Regions from separate parts of the Homo sapiens genome. Here region 1 is linked to region 2. Evidence: chromatin loops called from intact Hi-C (ENCODE). Cell type or tissue: PC-3. All regions are shown on one strand.

Region 1 (8,000 bases), 210 kb after region 2:
TACAGGCGTGAGCCACCGTGCCCAGCCAGGAATCCACTACTAAATAATAAACACCTCTTAGTGCCTCTGGCCCAAATGCCCAGTTAACTGTGGCCCAGTTTCCCTGGGTGTTGGCTGAGTGTTTAGCTGGGGCAGAGAGCCAATCAACAAATTAGGGGCATTGATCCTTTTTATTATCTTTGTTTTTATCTCTCACTTCTGACCTGCAACAACATCCCATTGTCAGCTCAGATTCTGGAGCGTTTAAACCCTTCCCCTGCCACTGAGAAAGCGTTTTTCTAATGAGGAAGTAGTGTGACTGCAGAACGGTGGTACAGTAGGAGGGATCTCCCCCGGTACCCATCACGCAGGGACAGACTGGCTCTGGGTTCTACTCCTAACTTCTCTCATCATTGGTACTACTCTCCACGACCATCATTTCAGAGAAATTTCTCTGCTTTGGTATATACAGGAATTTGACCTGGGATTTGTGTGAAATATTTACATTGTTTTTCATTTGGGTAGATGGCCTCAGAACAATGCAGTTCCCAATTTCCTTGTGCTGTTCTCCTTTGCTTGCAAGCAGGACAGGAGCAGAGAATTAGAGGAAAGGATTTCACTGAGTGGCGTACAGTCTTTCCTCCAAACTTTCCATGGCAAACACAGTGTTGATCTATACTTGTGAGAACCTCCTGGGGCTGCATGTACTTCCTAATGGGCCTGGCTGCCAAGTTGCCTCTTGTGGGACTGACCTGGAGCCTCTAGAGCAAGGGTCAGGAGACAGGATGCAGGGTTTATGTCACTGTCCGAACTGGGAGCACAGGCTGAGCTGCCCTACAGTGGGAACCGAAGGCTCAGACATTACTTCACATCTCAGCAGAATGATGCAATGATAGCTCTGCTGCAAGTTCTGCTAAACAGCTCAATGTTTGGTTCTCCATCCTCAGTAATATTCTTGTCACTGAGCCAATGGCCTCATCAAAGGAACTAAGCAAGGATCCTCTAACAGCCTTTTTTCAGTTATTGGTAAGAACAGTAATAATTGTGGGTTCCCTATAACAAGCACTGTGCAAAAGCCATAAAAGGGAAAAATGGCCCTGTTTTTCCAGCATCACATCTTCCTAAAGATTAAGTATTTCTATATCAACCATTCAACCATTCATTGAGCAGTCTTCATGAGCATGGCAATATGCTGGGTGATGGGTTTGCTGGTGAATGAGTTCAACTCATCCCTGCCCTCAAGGAACTTACAAGACACCATAGAGGACAGATGGATGCAGAAAAACTAGATTGTTCTAAGTGCCATTGGGGAGACCTAGAGCCACATGGAAGGCAAGTCCATTTCTTTTTTTTTTTTTTTTTTTGAGACAGAGTCTCACTCTGTCACCCATGCTGGAGTGCAGTGGTGCGTTCTCAGCTCACTGCAGCCTCTGCCTCCTGGGTTCAAGCAATTCTCATGGCTTAGCCTCCCGAGTAGCTGGGATTACAGGTGCATGCCACCATACCCTGCTAATTTTTGTATTTTTAGTAGAGACAGGGTTTTCCCACGTTGGCTAGGCTGGTCTTGAACTCCTGACCTCAAGCAATCTGCCCGCCTAGGTCTCCCAAAGTGCTGGAATTACTGGTGTGAGCCACCACACCCAGCCAAAGGCAAGTCCATTTCTAGCTGAGGAGGGGCAATCAGGAGTTGGGCTGTGTTGAGTTATCCTTGTGCATATCTTGTACTCAGAGCTTATTTATCTCTATTAGAACCCAGCAAGCCTGGTGGTGTAAACGTCATCTCTTCTCTATATCAGAATGTAATGGAATAAGTTTTTTATCTAAAACCTCACTTGGTGTAGCCTTTATATTATTTCCACTGTGATAGATGAAAGAAAAAAAGAGCAGTTTAGAATGATATCTAATAATAAACCTTACTGGTCATTCAAGATCTAGTGATATTCATTTGAAATCTGAAAAGGATTTCTGCCAGAGAATCAAGGCCTGAGGTTGTCTTCATTTCTTTACCATAACTCCCCTGCCTCCTTCTATCAGCAACGTACTCTCAGCACACCCCCAATTTCCTCTTCCCACTGCCTAAAACCGCATCTCCCAAAGACGTAACCTGGCAACCCTACCCAAGAGGCCCTTCCCACCACTCACCTGTTCTTTCTCTACAAGAGCAGCCTATCTGTTTCATTCATGAAATATATCACCATTTGTAATGTTTCTTTCTTTTTTTTCTTTTTTTTTTTTTTTTTTGAGATAGAGTCTTGCTCTATTGCCCAGGTTGGAGTGCAATGCCACGGTCTCGGCTCACTGCAACCTCTGCCTCCCAGGTTCAAGCGATTCTCCTGAGTAGCTGAGTAGCTGGAATTACAGGTGCCCGCCACAACGCCCAGCTAATTTTTATATTTTTAGCAGAGACAGGGTTTCACCGTGTTGGCCAGGCTGGTCTTGAAGTCCTGACCTCAGGTAATCCTCCCACCTTGGCCTTCCAAAGTACTGGGATTACAGGCATGAGCCACAGTGCCTGGCTGTAATGTTTATTTTCTTATCGGCAATCTTCCAGAACACACTGTAAGCTCTTTAAGGACAGAAGATAGCAGATGTGAAAAAATTGTTGCATGAATAAATTAGCAAATAAATAAGTAGTAGCACTATTACTTTAGGAAAGTCCTCATAGCGCTCTAGACCATGGTCGCCACACCCGTCAAATAAAAGAACTCACAAGGATCCAGGCTGAATATTCTATGATTCTAGGACTTGGTAAAATCAGCACTAGTGCTTCACCAGAAAATGCGAAGCAACCCTGACTTCAAGGCAGTTTTCCTAGTAGAAAGACATAATAGGTAATGGATGGAAGGATGTTCGGCATTCTTATCCCACTTTATAAAAAATGAAGACACCTAAATACATTTTGTGTATAAAAAGAGGCTCCTCCACACATGCAAGTAGATTGATTCAACCTGTGTCAGCAGCCAGGGGCCCTGGAGTCAGCCCCTCCACTGGAGGACACTAGCAAGAAGATATTTGCAAACTACTTTTTCTGATGGAGTCAAGAGAACCTCTGGTCTAACCCATGAGCTTGCATTAGTGCCTCAGCTCAGCCTAACTCCAGCACCATCTTATAGATCCTGAAAGTGGGTGGTCTGGAGCTCCGCTTCTAAACTTCCTCAGATTCAAGCAAATTCCACATTCATTTGAAAGACAGAGGCCAGAGGGATTGGCTGGATCAGGGAGGTTGGTAAATACAGTGCCTTTTTTTTTTTTCTTTTATCAACAGGAAATACAAGCTCCAGTTCTGGATGAAAGGGAAAAAAAAATCATTGAAAGTAATTTATATCTGAAACTGTTTAGTAGTGTCATCCTAATTTACAACAGAACCAATTCCAAATTAAAAAAAAAAAAGTCTTTTTCTGTTTCCTGTTAGCAAAGAACATGGGGTTATTTAAAAAAAAAAAAATCCACTGGATTTTCCCAAGTGTTGATAAGGTCTGGAATCCTGCAGATCTCATGAGAAGAATTCAAAACTCCTAATTAAAAGTTTTGTTCTCACAGTCAAATCTTGAAACTGTGCCGTTTGGCTTCACTTCTCTATGGTTAATTCATTTTGATCTTCTTCCAAAAGATAAATTGACAATGTGGGATGAACCATTATCAGAAGCTTATTAATTATTATTATTTCTGGTTTTGAAAGGAGAAGAATTTTGCTGTAACATACCTCACCTCATACGGAACCCAGGGCTATGAGTGAATACATGTTGAATGGAATCTTTCCTGGATTAGTGACAATTGTTCATCTCTGGGGCTAGCCAGGTAGGGAGAAATTGTTTATTAAATAGATTACACAATCTATTGGGCTCAGGTTGAATATAGTGACAGGAAACTGAAAATAGTCCTGACATTGGATGACTTGGTGTTTTTCGTAATTTTAAACAGATAATTCAGATGCTGGTGTTTTGGAAGGCTGCCCAAGATCTGCTCTCCATATAAGCAAACTATAAAATGCAAACTAGGGCTATGACAGCCACCTACCTCTTTCCCTGAGGCAGACTTCATACTTCCTGAACCAAAATACTTGTCTGACCACAATACTGAATATTTGGAATTGGGACTGTCCCAGAAATCTGGGACATATATGGTAAGGACCTGAAGCCTGTAGTCAAATTGGAGTTTTCTTAGATGCTTGGTTAAAATTTAAATATTTTCAAGTCCAGTCCATTTATAACTTAGTGTACTAAGTTGTACTCAAAAAAGATGTACCAAAAAAAATGATGTACTCAAAATGTACACATTAATGCAGTGGTGGAGTTAGCTAGGTAACCTCCTTTTGTTAGCAAAAATGAGAGTCTTACTTCTGAGATCTTCAGAGACCATTTGGAAATTTCTGGAAGGGAAATGGCATGGATGCCCTTTCTGCTACCAAGACTGTCAGTAGTTACACAAAATTATATTATTAAAAGTCCCCAGATGGGAAGTGGCTCATGCCTGCAATCGTAACACTTTGGGAGGCTGCGGTGGGAGAATCATTTGAGTCCAGGAATTCAAGACGAGCCTGGGCAACATAGGGAGACCTCATCTCCACAAAAAATTTAAAAATTAGCCAAGCATGGTGGTGCACACCTGTGGTCCTAGCTACTCAGGAGGCTGAGATGGGAGGATTGCTTGAGATGGGAGGTTGAGGCTGCAGTAAGTCGTGATTGTACTGGGGCACTTCAGCCTGGGTGACAAAGCAAGACCCTGTCTCAAAAAAAAAAGGTCCCTTTTCCCTATTAAACAGTACATCTGTGTTTGGAAAGCTTTGGGTAGAGGACCCAGGTAGGAAGGCCATCCTTGTGCCCAGGTGGCAGCAGCCATTGAGGGTCTGAGGGAAGTCCAAACCAAAGGTTAGCCCAGGACCATTCTCCTCAGAGACTAGAAGGTCTCTCCATCTTAGGACTGAGGCTACCTGAAACAAGGAGGAAAGGTGATGCTGAATGGAATCCGTGTTAATCAAGAGAAGGGCCTTTCCTGTGGTTTATGCCTCTCTTCATTACTCACCAGCAGGCTCTGCTGGCGCCTGAAGCCTCTTCCAGTGTTGACATCCTTTTTGGCCATTTCTAGCAGTGTCTTTACAGAAAACAGGGTGGGGGAAGACATAAGAGGCAAAACTCAAATAGCCTAGTTTTCCCAACCTTTACAACTAAAATATTTTTCTGAACAAAAAATGGGAAAGTCGTGGCAAATAATCATGCCTGATAGTTCTGTTCCCTTTGCCCATGCGTGACTGAAACTGAGCCAGAAGGATTGAATTTTCTTACTCTATTTTACCTTTTTATATATTTTTTAAAATCATATTTTGAAGGCACACAGGAGCTTTTCTTTAACCCAAGAGTGGCACCCTGTTATAGATATTCTCCAGTGACCCAACTCCCATCCCCTCGCTTTTCTATAAAAGGAGCCTGGAGTTATAAGAAAGACAGGACAGCCCTCCAAACCAGGACGTCATGGAGAGGTCAGCCCACCCAAAGAAGATGCAGCACATGCAGGGTGTGGAGAGGGAAGTTCACGGGTGACGGGAGACACTGCCCTACGCCGCTAAATCCCTGCAGCCTCCTCCCCCTCATCCCTGTAAAAGTGAGTCAGAAGAGCTCACTTGTCAGACTCCTCCCAGCCCAGAGTTGAAACAAGCTTTCCCCCACTCCATGCTCCACAAGCCACAATGCTCCAAGCCTCCTCAAATTCATCCATGAAGCTCTGTGGGGCCTGCAGGCAGGCACATTCCAAAAAAAGACCTGAATATTTTATTGACAGTGGAACCCTAATTAGGTGGTTTCTATAGTCGCCGATTTCTCTAGCACTTGAAGGCAGAAGTCAGCGTTTTTGTCCCCTTCTAATTTGCCCTCTCTACCCCTCACACTCCAGACCCAGGGCTGCTGGCACCCCTGCTGAGAAGAATAGATGGGGAAGAAATATTTCCGGGATTAGTCTCATAAATCTTTCACTGGCTTCCCTGGAAATTCTCTACCCTTGAGCAACGGGGGTGTGGGGTGAGGGGAGGAGTCAGATCACTCCTGACTCATTAGCGTGTTTCCACGATGTGCCAGCTAGATCATCTAAAAATTATTCAGCTGCCCAGGAGGAAAGCCTTTTTGCCAAACTACAGGCTTATTCGAAGAACTTAATGCAATCCTCAGCCCTGGCATCCAACCACAAAGCCCAGCAAGCTCTTCAGAGAGCCATTTCCTGACCCCAGAGGCAGTCAGTGACCCCCTGGAGTGGATTTTTACATAGAGATACTGTCCTTAGCCGCAAAGCTTTCTAAAGAAGGGATTTGGGAAAGAAAATCTATTGTGTTGTTGGCTTTGTGCGTGTCTGAAAGAAGAGAAGTCATAAAATCTTTGTGTTCTTGATGGAGTGAGTTCCAGGAAATATTACCTTTCCCTTATCAGGTCCCCATGAATTGAATCAGGCTGATAACATAGCCTTCAGGTTTCCACGTGTGCATTCACCACCTACATTTGCAAAAACTCTTCCTTTTTCTGTTTTGTCCTCTCTCATATCTAAAAGATTTTATCAGCACTTTCTTGCTGTATCTGTGTCTGTTTTCAGTCCCTTGTTGGTGTTCTACGTGGTATGTCCAATTTTATTAATAGCAGGAGGCCGGGTGTGGTGGCTCATGCCTGTAATCCCAGCACTTTGGGAGGCCGAGGCAGGTGGATCACTTGAGGCCAAGAGTTCAAGACCAGCCTGGCCAACATGGTGAAACCCTGTCTCTACTAAAAATACAAAAAATTACCTGGGTGTGATGGCACATGCCTGTAGTCCCAGCTACTCGGAAGGTGAAGGTTGCAGTGAGCTGAGATCGCACAACTGTGCTCCAGTGTGGGTGACAGAGCAAGACTCTGTCTCAAATAATAATAATAATAATAATAATAATAGCAGAAGTTACCATTTATTGAATGCTGACTGTGTCAGCCACTGTGACCCTACATACATTTGTTCATTGATAACTGTTTGTTCATTGCAAAGTAGATCTTTAAAAGCCTATGATCCAAATGAGGAAACCGAGGTTTAGAAATATAGCTAGAAAGTACTAGTCAGGACTCAGAGCCCGCGCTGTCTGACTCCCAAGCATTTTCTCTCAGCCACTTCACTGAAACACAGACAGCCCGGGAGATGTGCATTGCTTTAGGTTAACACCCATATCCAGGCACATGCTGCAGAGCCTGAACGATGTCCTCACTGTCACCTCCCCAACCCTCTGAAGATGGTGATGGAAATGAGTGAGCCATGACAATTTCTGCAGAAAGATTCTAAAGTGTTGTCAGAAATCTTGAGGCCAGGAGCATATCTAGCTCCCTAACCCACAGCAGGGTGTTAAATAGGTTCCTGATGACATGCTTTTGATAAAGAAAGAGAGTTCCTCAGGCAATGGAGACTGGAGATCAGTGAGGGGAGGGGTGTTAGAGGAGCCCCACAGGGAACAGAACCTGGGGTGCTATCGCAGGCAAGAAGACAAGTCAGAAAGCATAGACCTAGCACAATTATGAACAGAAAAGGCCATTGTTTGGTAGTCTGAGGTTTTGTAGAGGGTCAAAATTGTAACAGAAGTCCCTCTGCAGTGAATTTTGGACTCCAAAGCTCTTTAGGATTCTCTCTTCCCCAATACTAAGTCTCGCAACATGGGCTGAAAAACTGCTAGAGTCAATGAAGTCTGACTTCAAAAAAATTATTGGAGCTAATTAGAAAAGGCTTAGTTTTGACATCTTCAGTCATCTTTAGTCCTTAGTTTTCCCGCTGATCAAATATATCCATTCATTCCAATCTAATGAAGGCCTGCTGTACATAGGGCTTTTCCCTAGCACTGTGAGAGATGCAAAACATATTGGACACGATCCCTAACCCTGAGTTGCTTGCTCTCTAGGTTGCAAAGCAAGAAATGTGCACATAAAAAAGGTGAATAAAAATATTTCAGACGCCAAGCCGGGCACGGTGGCTCATGCCTGTAATGCCAGCACTATGGGAGGCCGAGGCGGGCAGAACACAAGGTCAGAAGA
Region 2 (8,000 bases):
CTTCTGACAACCTTTACCACCTACCGTTTTGTCCTTACTTATGTTGAATCACTACACACAGGCTGTTGAATTCAGCTGTCTGTGGAGAAATTATACCAACCACATGGTTAGACAGAAGGAATACAATATATTGCTTAATTTGTATCTGAAAGCTAAGCAACATGGAAAAAAATCAAGCATGCTCAGTCACTTCCATGAGGACAAACGAAGACACTTCAAGGTAACCTTAGACAAAACACGTATTAATCTATAATCAGATGCCATTCAAAATAATAAGAGACATTGACCTGAATCTTAGAGCTGATGCAACTGAGTGTGTCACCTCAGTATTCAACCAGTAGGGGGTTGTTTATGGGGAGGGCTTCGGCTTGCCAATTAGAAGTCTTGGCTGATTCTAGCACTTTCTTGGCTGATTCTAGCACTTTCTGCAGGTTCTCTTTCTGCAGGTCAGTTACTTTGTTTGTAAAAGTGTACTCCTTCTTAGTAGCTATCAACTCCTTCTTGGTAGGGTTATTTCTTTTACTTCTTTGTATTCCTTCCACTATACAAAATACAAACCCTTGTTTATAGCTGATTCCCCAGTAAATTTCTGAAAGAACAAATGGATGAAAGAAGGATGATTTATGATATGTCCATGGTTGCTGAAAGAATGGGGAAAAATGTAAAATCACCTGAAAAGTTAATAGATAATAAATGCAAGAAGTTTTATTTGTAAAAAGCCAATAGATAATAAATAAAAGAAGTTTTATCCATGATAAGTAGATGCTGCTACTTTGTCAATGTCCCAGAGAAATACATGTGTCCAGAGAACATTTATTTGACCAATTCAATCAACCAACCAGAAATTCAGTTGAAACATCAGTTTGACAGGTATTGACTGAAGTGGCTGGGTAGCATAGTTGATCTTATTGGCCCTTTTGTGGTCCACATTTTAGTGGTGACCCAGTATTCCTCTCAGAAACCAGAAGGAAAGGAAAAAGGGAGGCAGGGCTTTAGCTATGCCATGATGTGGTTCAGAGAATATTGGATGAGAGCTAGTAGACCTGGTTTCTCCTCAGTCTTGGGGAGGGGCTTCCTGGCCATTGCTATGTGACCTCCCTCTCAGGACAGTACACTGAGAAGAGACAGAGCAAAGAGCTAGTCTGAAAGAGAGTGGACTATTGTCTGCTGGTCCCAGATCCATGCATTCTTCCATGCCTTCCTCTGTACTGCAGTCCACTTGCTAGAGGAAGGCTAGAATATAGGAGGAAGAAGGCTTTTTTGTCTGCTACTGGTAGAGCCACCAATAGCAGTAGTACCGAGGTCAGCAACTATGGGCTCTGGCAGCTCCATCGGTGACACTGAGCTTTAGCGGTGTCAGTCCTGGTTTCACCAGCATCAAAATGTAGTGTCCGGGGTTCCTAGTCAGAACAGCATAGATCCGACTGTGGCAATGGTAACAGCAGCAGCATCTTTAGAAACTCAGCAGACAGTGTGGGCTTGCAGGTTTCAACCCAGGTTGAAAAACCCCAGCTTCCTGATCTCTGGGGCACATTTCCCTCTCTGTGTGCTTCCCCAGCCCATCTAACACCTTGGTAACATTCTTTCTCCATTAATTCCTTCTGTTTGAAACATCCAGAGTAGTTTCTGTTTTTCTGTCTAGATAATGATTGATACACCTCCCATGCCCCACCTCTCACCCAGGACAGGATCGAAGTGTTGGGGGAGCCACAACCTGCTTCACCTAGAAAGTAAGAAAGAAAAAGAGAACTGAACAGTACCACACCTTACAAAGTTCAACCCCATTTTGAAAATTAAGGGTGGCTTATCAAATTTCCTAAGTCAGCCAACCCCTGGTGACATGTATTCATGGTGGTGCTGTGATGTGCCACTGAGATCCCCCATGAGGATTGAAGGATTTATCCCGCAGAAGCTGGAATTGCTCCCAAAATACAATCCCCAACTGTCAATCCTCTTCGGGATTTGTCTAGGCTTATGAAAACTAGGCAGAGGCAGCCCCCACCCAGTGACTGATCAGCAGGGAGTTATAAAGGCCCAAGCTCATATTCCAACAACGAAGCGCCATACCAGCTCCAGAGCTTCCCATGAAGTCAGCTGAGACCTTTGCTGGGACTACATCACAGCTCAAATTATCCCTTGTCCCAATCTGCCCCCTTCCCTTTTCTTCCATGGGAGTTTATCCCAAGAGCACTCCCTAATAAGCCCTACATACTCATCTCTGCCTCAGAACCTGCTGCCAAAGAGACATATATATGTGCTGGAGCTGCCGCAACAAAGTGCCACTGATGAGGTGGCCTAAACAACACCGACTTATTGGCTTACAGTTCTGCAGGCTGGAAATCCATGATCAAGGCGTCCGCAGCATTGGTTCCTTCTGAGGGCCGTGAAGGAAGGACTTGCTCCAGGCCTCTCCCCTTGGCTTGTAGAGAACTGTCTTTATGTTCACATGGCAGTCTCCATGTGTATAGATCTGTCTCCAAATTTCCCCCCCAACTTTTTTTTTTTTTTTTTTTTTTTTTTTGAGACAGAGTCTTGCTCTGTCACACAGGCTGGAGTGCAGTGGTACAATCTCAGCTCACTGCAACCTCCACCTTTTGGGTTCAAGCTGTTCTCCTGCCTCAGTCTCCCGAGTAGCTGGGACTACAGGCATGCGCCACCACACCCAGCTAATTTTTGTATTTTTAGTAGAGATGGCGTTTCACCATGTTGGCCAGGATGGTCTCGATCTCTTGACCTCGTGATCTGCCCCCTCGCCCTTCCAAAGTGCTGGGATTACAGGCATGAACCACCGTGCCCAGCCCAAATTTCCCCTTTTGGTAAGGACATCAGTCATATTGGATTAGGGCCCACCCTAATGACCTCATTTTAACTTGATTGCTTCTGTAATACCTTATCTCCAAACAAGGGCCCGTTGAGGTCCTGGGGGTTAGGACTTCACCACATGAATTTGAGAGGGTTGGGGGGAACAATTCAGCCCATAACAGAACCCAACCTGCAAACATATCAATTGTCTTTTCAACTAGGAGGACATTGACATGGATCTGCCAGCTTTCTAAGACTTTCCCCAGATTCAAGTCCAGTCACATCAAGTTGCCTTATTAAAGGGTCTGCCCACTCAAAAGGAGAAAGTGCAAAAGATGCTCAGCAAGGTTAGTTATGGGTTCCCCAGCACAGGCTGGCAATATTTTAATCAGGAATGACAGAGTCTGGTTCCCAGGCTAGAGGGAAACCTGAAATGGGGCATCTATTGGGAAATACGCATTTACAAGGAAACTATTTATTACACATAGCTGGGTGATGAGAAATGTGGCTGATCATTCACCTCTGGAAGGGTGTCTGGGAGTCTAACATAATTAGGCTCTTATGTCGTTTGTTCCCAAAATTAATAACAGTATGACAATGAATAAAGGTGGGAGGAGGAAGGTACAGGCAAATAGATGATAGATTTTTTTTTTAACTAGAAAAGGAGAACTTTTCTTTCTTTCTTTTTCTTTCTTTTTCTTTCTTTCTTTCTTTTTTTAAATTTTGAGACAGAATCTCACTCTTTCACCCAGGCTGGAGTGCAGTGGCATGATCTTGGCTCACTGCAACCTTCACCTCCCAGGTTCAAGAGATTCTCCTGCCTCAGCTTCCCAAGTAGCTGGGATAACAGGCGCGTGCCACCACACTCAGCTAATTTTTGTATTTTTAGTAGAGACGGGGTTTCACCGTGTTGGCCAGGCTGGTCTCAAGCTCCTGGCCTCAAGTAATCCACTGGCCTTGGCCTCCAAAGTGCTGGGATTACAGGTGTAAAACCATCATGCCCAGCCCTATTTTTTCAATTTACTGATAGAGTTATCATGGTATTCCTATGTTTTTCTCCGCGTACACATTGCCTTGCTTTCAAGCTGAAAATGTGAAGATGCTTTGCCGTAGAAAGCATTGTCACAGTAAAACGCCTTAAGAGTCAGCATTTTGTTAGTGGGGGCAGGGTAGCAGGAAATGTGGGCTATAGAGAAATTTATGCATGAATGCTTAAAAGCAACCTAAAGCCAGCCTGCACTTTGGAACTCAAGTTGGTGTTACAGTCTGTATCTGGAGCCATCAAAACCATGTTGGGATGGGGCATTTGAAGGAGTACAAACAGGCAGGGTTACAATCTGGCCCTGAGCCCTAAATCCCAAGAACACTGGCCTCAAAAACATCAGAAAGCAATGGAGGTCTGAGAATCAAGTGCAAATGTTCTCATGTGCCAGGAAAACCTAAGACAGCTATTTTCACAGTATATTGGGGCTTGGCCAGGTTCCAGAAACCATCAGCAAAGTAGCCTGCCTTGATACTTCAAAGGAAGAAGTCGCACTGATAAATCCTGCCCACACTTTCCACCGCACACACTTCATCTTGAGGTATATAATACCACAACAATGAGTCACTGGGCTGGAGCCTGAGGCCTGTCCACAGGACAGAAAGAAAGAAAAAAGTCTCTCACATCTGTTGTCTAGGGCAATTCCCCTCACTCTTCAAAACTGCATAAAAACAGAATAATAAAAACTGTCACAGGACAAATGAGTTATGGCCTGGTTTACCTGTACAGTGTCCCTCAGTAGAACTATAACGAAGTTGGCCCACCATTTTTCTTTACCACATTTTATCACATTTTGATAAAACTCATCAGACAGGGAGGAACCAATCTACTTTATTCCTTAGATTCAGCTCAGATATCTTAGGAGGACTTTAAACCATGAGACAAGCTGAGAGCTTTTCTTTAACATACTTACACACTCATACCTTGGAAAGCCTCTGTCTTCTGAATTGTATTTGGTGTAAATGAAAATTCAGCAAATATTCACAAGAATACCCAAGGTAAAGAATATCAAGCCTAGGTGTCATGGACGAGAAGAAAGCAACAAGGGGATGCCAAGGTCAAGAGTAGGGCCTTTGCTTCTTAGTGGGGGTTGGGCAGGAAGAAATCATAAAAATTCCTTTTCTATAAATCCTGCACTGTCTGGACTGCTCATGGGCTGACTGGCAATTTGGTCAGGCAATAGACTTTTCCCATCTGGTCATTTAGCGAGGGTCTATGGAAAGATAGTGGAAATCGTCTACATCTTTTGCTGAGTAAGACAAGAAAGTCAACGAATGCAGCGACTACATAGTATACTGGAGGCTAAAGTCTTAAGAGACACATTGGTTTAGATGTGTGCACGTGGCCATGTTTGCTTTGGGGCAGTTTTTTGGACACACAGACACGTCTCCACCCACTCGTTTACCCCTACCCCATTCCCACCCTTACCCGCACCCCCACCTCACTTTGTTCTTAAGACTATAGTTATGCATAACTGCTAAGAGTAAACACTTTCCAGATGACCTACACAAAAATCCTTTTCCAAAGACTCTTCTTGGTTTCAGGTGAGTTCTCATTTTCCTTCACTCAAGTTTTGTTTGTCTCCCCCAGGGTAGCAAACGCAGTCAGATGATACTTCCTGACAGCATCCAAGAGCAAGTCTCACCACCACATCTGTCAATAAAAAAGAAAACAAGGAGCTGCCAATTTGTCTATTTATAGGTGCCAATAAAATCCTGCACAGAACTTTAGTCAACAAGACTATTTCAGAAGGGGTGGCCAACAGTGTGGCCTTTCACTGGCAAGGGCCACCTTTGTCATCACTTAAGAAAGAAAACCTGCCAAGTTTTCTGTGAGGCCCTCAATAAATCTTACTGAGTATTTCCATACACATCAGCCACCTTAACTTGAGGAAAGCCAACTTGGTGAGCATTATGTTGATTTACCAAGATAAGGAGCCTAGAGTCTATGGCAAGAAGTTCTTGAGGCCCCTCAGGGAGTGTCAAACAGTCCAACCCATAGGCAGGGGAGGAGGAAAATTACACCTCTCCTTCAACACCTCCAGAGCCCAGGATCCTGCCACCTGTCAGAGCAGAGGGGCAGTGGGTGTTGGCATGGCCCACAAGATGCCTCCAAGGAGAGAGGCACTGAGACAGGGGTTGCACTGGGGTTTCTAAATCCTGGGAGCTGAGAGTCAGATCCAGGATACACACTGGGGTTCCCATTGCCTAGCCCTAAAACATGGCAGTTGTGGTTAGCTCTGGTGAAGCAAAAAGACCACCAAATTGAATTCAGATAATTAGTTCTAATTATGCTAACTCTACCACTTTCTGCTTTTTAGAACTTGAGCAAATTACTTGATTTTTTCTGAGCTTTATGCAGTTCTTATGAAGACTAAATAAAAAGGTATTCAATATTAATAGGTAGTTTATTAAGCATTTCCTGTAAGCCAATGACAGTGCTAAGAACACAAATATCCCAGTGTTCAGATAGGAATTGTAAAGGGTGGAGACAGTAACTTGCCCAGAGCCACACAGTTAAACATGGCAGATATCTTATACATATTTTGGCTATTTTGTTTATCATTTTAGAACCACGAGAACACCTCAGCTACCACTATAACATGAATTTTTTTAATCCAGTGCCAATTTTATTTTTTGGTTGTTTGTTGGCAGAACACAAAACTCATAAAAAGCTTCACCCAGGATAGCCATTGTTGTGTGATAAAGTTGGGAGATTGATTAAAACGGCAGTGACATTGTGGTATTATTTTTGTTTTGTGTTGTTAGTGGCCAGATCCTTCACAAACACCTGGAAACTAGTGTGGCTTCTGGTTCTAGCCATTCGGTAACAGCTCTGAGGCTGAATAAATTGGACGTGAGAATGTGACAGTGAAAGACGGCTTGGGAACACCCAGGGTCTGAATAAAGCTTAGAAAATACACCACACCTTTATAGAAAAAGTAGATTTCTGTTTTATAAGGGAAAGATTGGCAGGAGTTCCAGGCCAGCTGCCCCCAAGAAAGAGGTAACTATTTAAGCCAATAAGGTTTCCATCTACACAAGTGCTCAAGTGGAAACCAGCCAACCAGAGTTAGCAGTTCTGTGGCAGAGAATCTCTGAAATCACCGCTGTGTTCTGAAATCACAGAACAGAGGCCTCCCAAGCTTGCCGAGCCACTCAGCCTCACAGAGCCTCATTTCCACTTCTCTAAGATGTAGGGACTAGATCATGCAAAATGGTCTAACCAAAGAGTAGATTTCTTTGAGGTTTCTTTCTGTTCCAAAATTCTGAGATTCTTAATTATGTCGAGGAAGCCACTTCGAAGCTGCTTTAGATAAAATAACCAGAATCCAAAATAAAGTTCGGCTTCAGCTGAGCATAATATTCCTGACACTTTACACCAAGCTTGTCCAACCCGTGGCCGGTGGGCCGCATGCAGCCCAGGACAGCTTTGAATTTGGCCCATACACTTCCTTAAAACATTATGAGATTTTTTTTTTTTTTTTTTTTTTTTTAGCTCATCAACTATCGTTAGTGTTAGTGCATTTTATGTGTGGCCCAAGACAATTGTTCTTCCAGTGTGGCCCAGGGTAGCCAAAAGATTGGACACACCTGCTCTACAGTGTGTATTTTCTTTCACAGTGTCTTAAAAGGAACACATTTCAAAATCCCTACATTTTTCTTCTTTTTCTTCTCCCTCTTCTCCTCCTTCATCTTGTTTGCCATCATTATCATCATGATTGTACTTAGGGTATTTGTTTAATGTGTTTGTTTTTACAGAAAGTGCCTTTTGCAAGCCACTGCTCCTACTGACCTAGTAGTGGAAGGTAAACTGAGTGTCACAGAACTCCAAGCATCCTCACATGTGCACTGAACAAGAAAACTGTGGAGTGCCTGCCCACTCCAAGCCACCTGCCCCACGCCACCCCAAGGGGTGCCCACCAACAGCCCCAAGGGAAGGGGTTCTTCGAGCATAAATTGCTAGGTTCAGATCAGGTTCAGATCCTCATTCGCAGGTGATTGGTCTGAACCCTGTATCAGTCAGGGTTCTCTAGAAGGACAGAATTAAAGGAATATATATATGTTTATTAAGTATTAACCCATATGATCACAAGGTCCCACAACAGGCCATCTGCAGGCTGAGGAGCAAGGAGAGCCAGTCCGAGTTCCAAAAC

What was found. Hi-C counts contacts between places; a loop is a spot of excess contacts. Peaks named below come from ENCODE experiments on the same cell type or tissue, not always from the same donor. Only the 100,000 strongest peaks of a DNase experiment are listed, where the experiment ranks them.
Region 1: a loop joins it to region 2, with 4 times the contacts of the local background. A loop is called at or near these places in 3 of 110 quality-filtered maps.

The regions. Positions count from the first base shown.
Region 1 is chr5:74,537,681-74,545,680 of GRCh38, forward strand. No RefSeq gene overlaps it. Among named protein-coding and RNA genes, the nearest start is that of LINC01331, 4.9 kb to the left of the region's middle. RefSeq lists an enhancer at 5,006-5,567. In PC-3, no CTCF peak of the experiment used is centred here; DNase peaks (open chromatin) are centred at 3,971, 5,001, 5,611 and 6,031; H3K4me3 peaks cover 1,664 bases; H3K27ac peaks cover 2,447 bases.
Region 2 is chr5:74,322,789-74,330,788 of GRCh38, forward strand. LINC01333 (long intergenic non-protein coding RNA 1333) reads left to right here. Exons shown (of 5, transcript NR_197443.1): 2 at 1,643-1,730; 3 at 3,024-3,149. LINC01331 (long intergenic non-protein coding RNA 1331) reads right to left here. Exons shown (of 4, transcript NR_197436.1): 4 at 4,656-5,497. Among named protein-coding and RNA genes, the nearest start is that of LINC01333, 5.2 kb to the left of the region's middle. In PC-3, no CTCF peak of the experiment used is centred here; DNase peaks (open chromatin) are centred at 4,353 and 5,583; H3K27ac peaks cover 2,010 bases.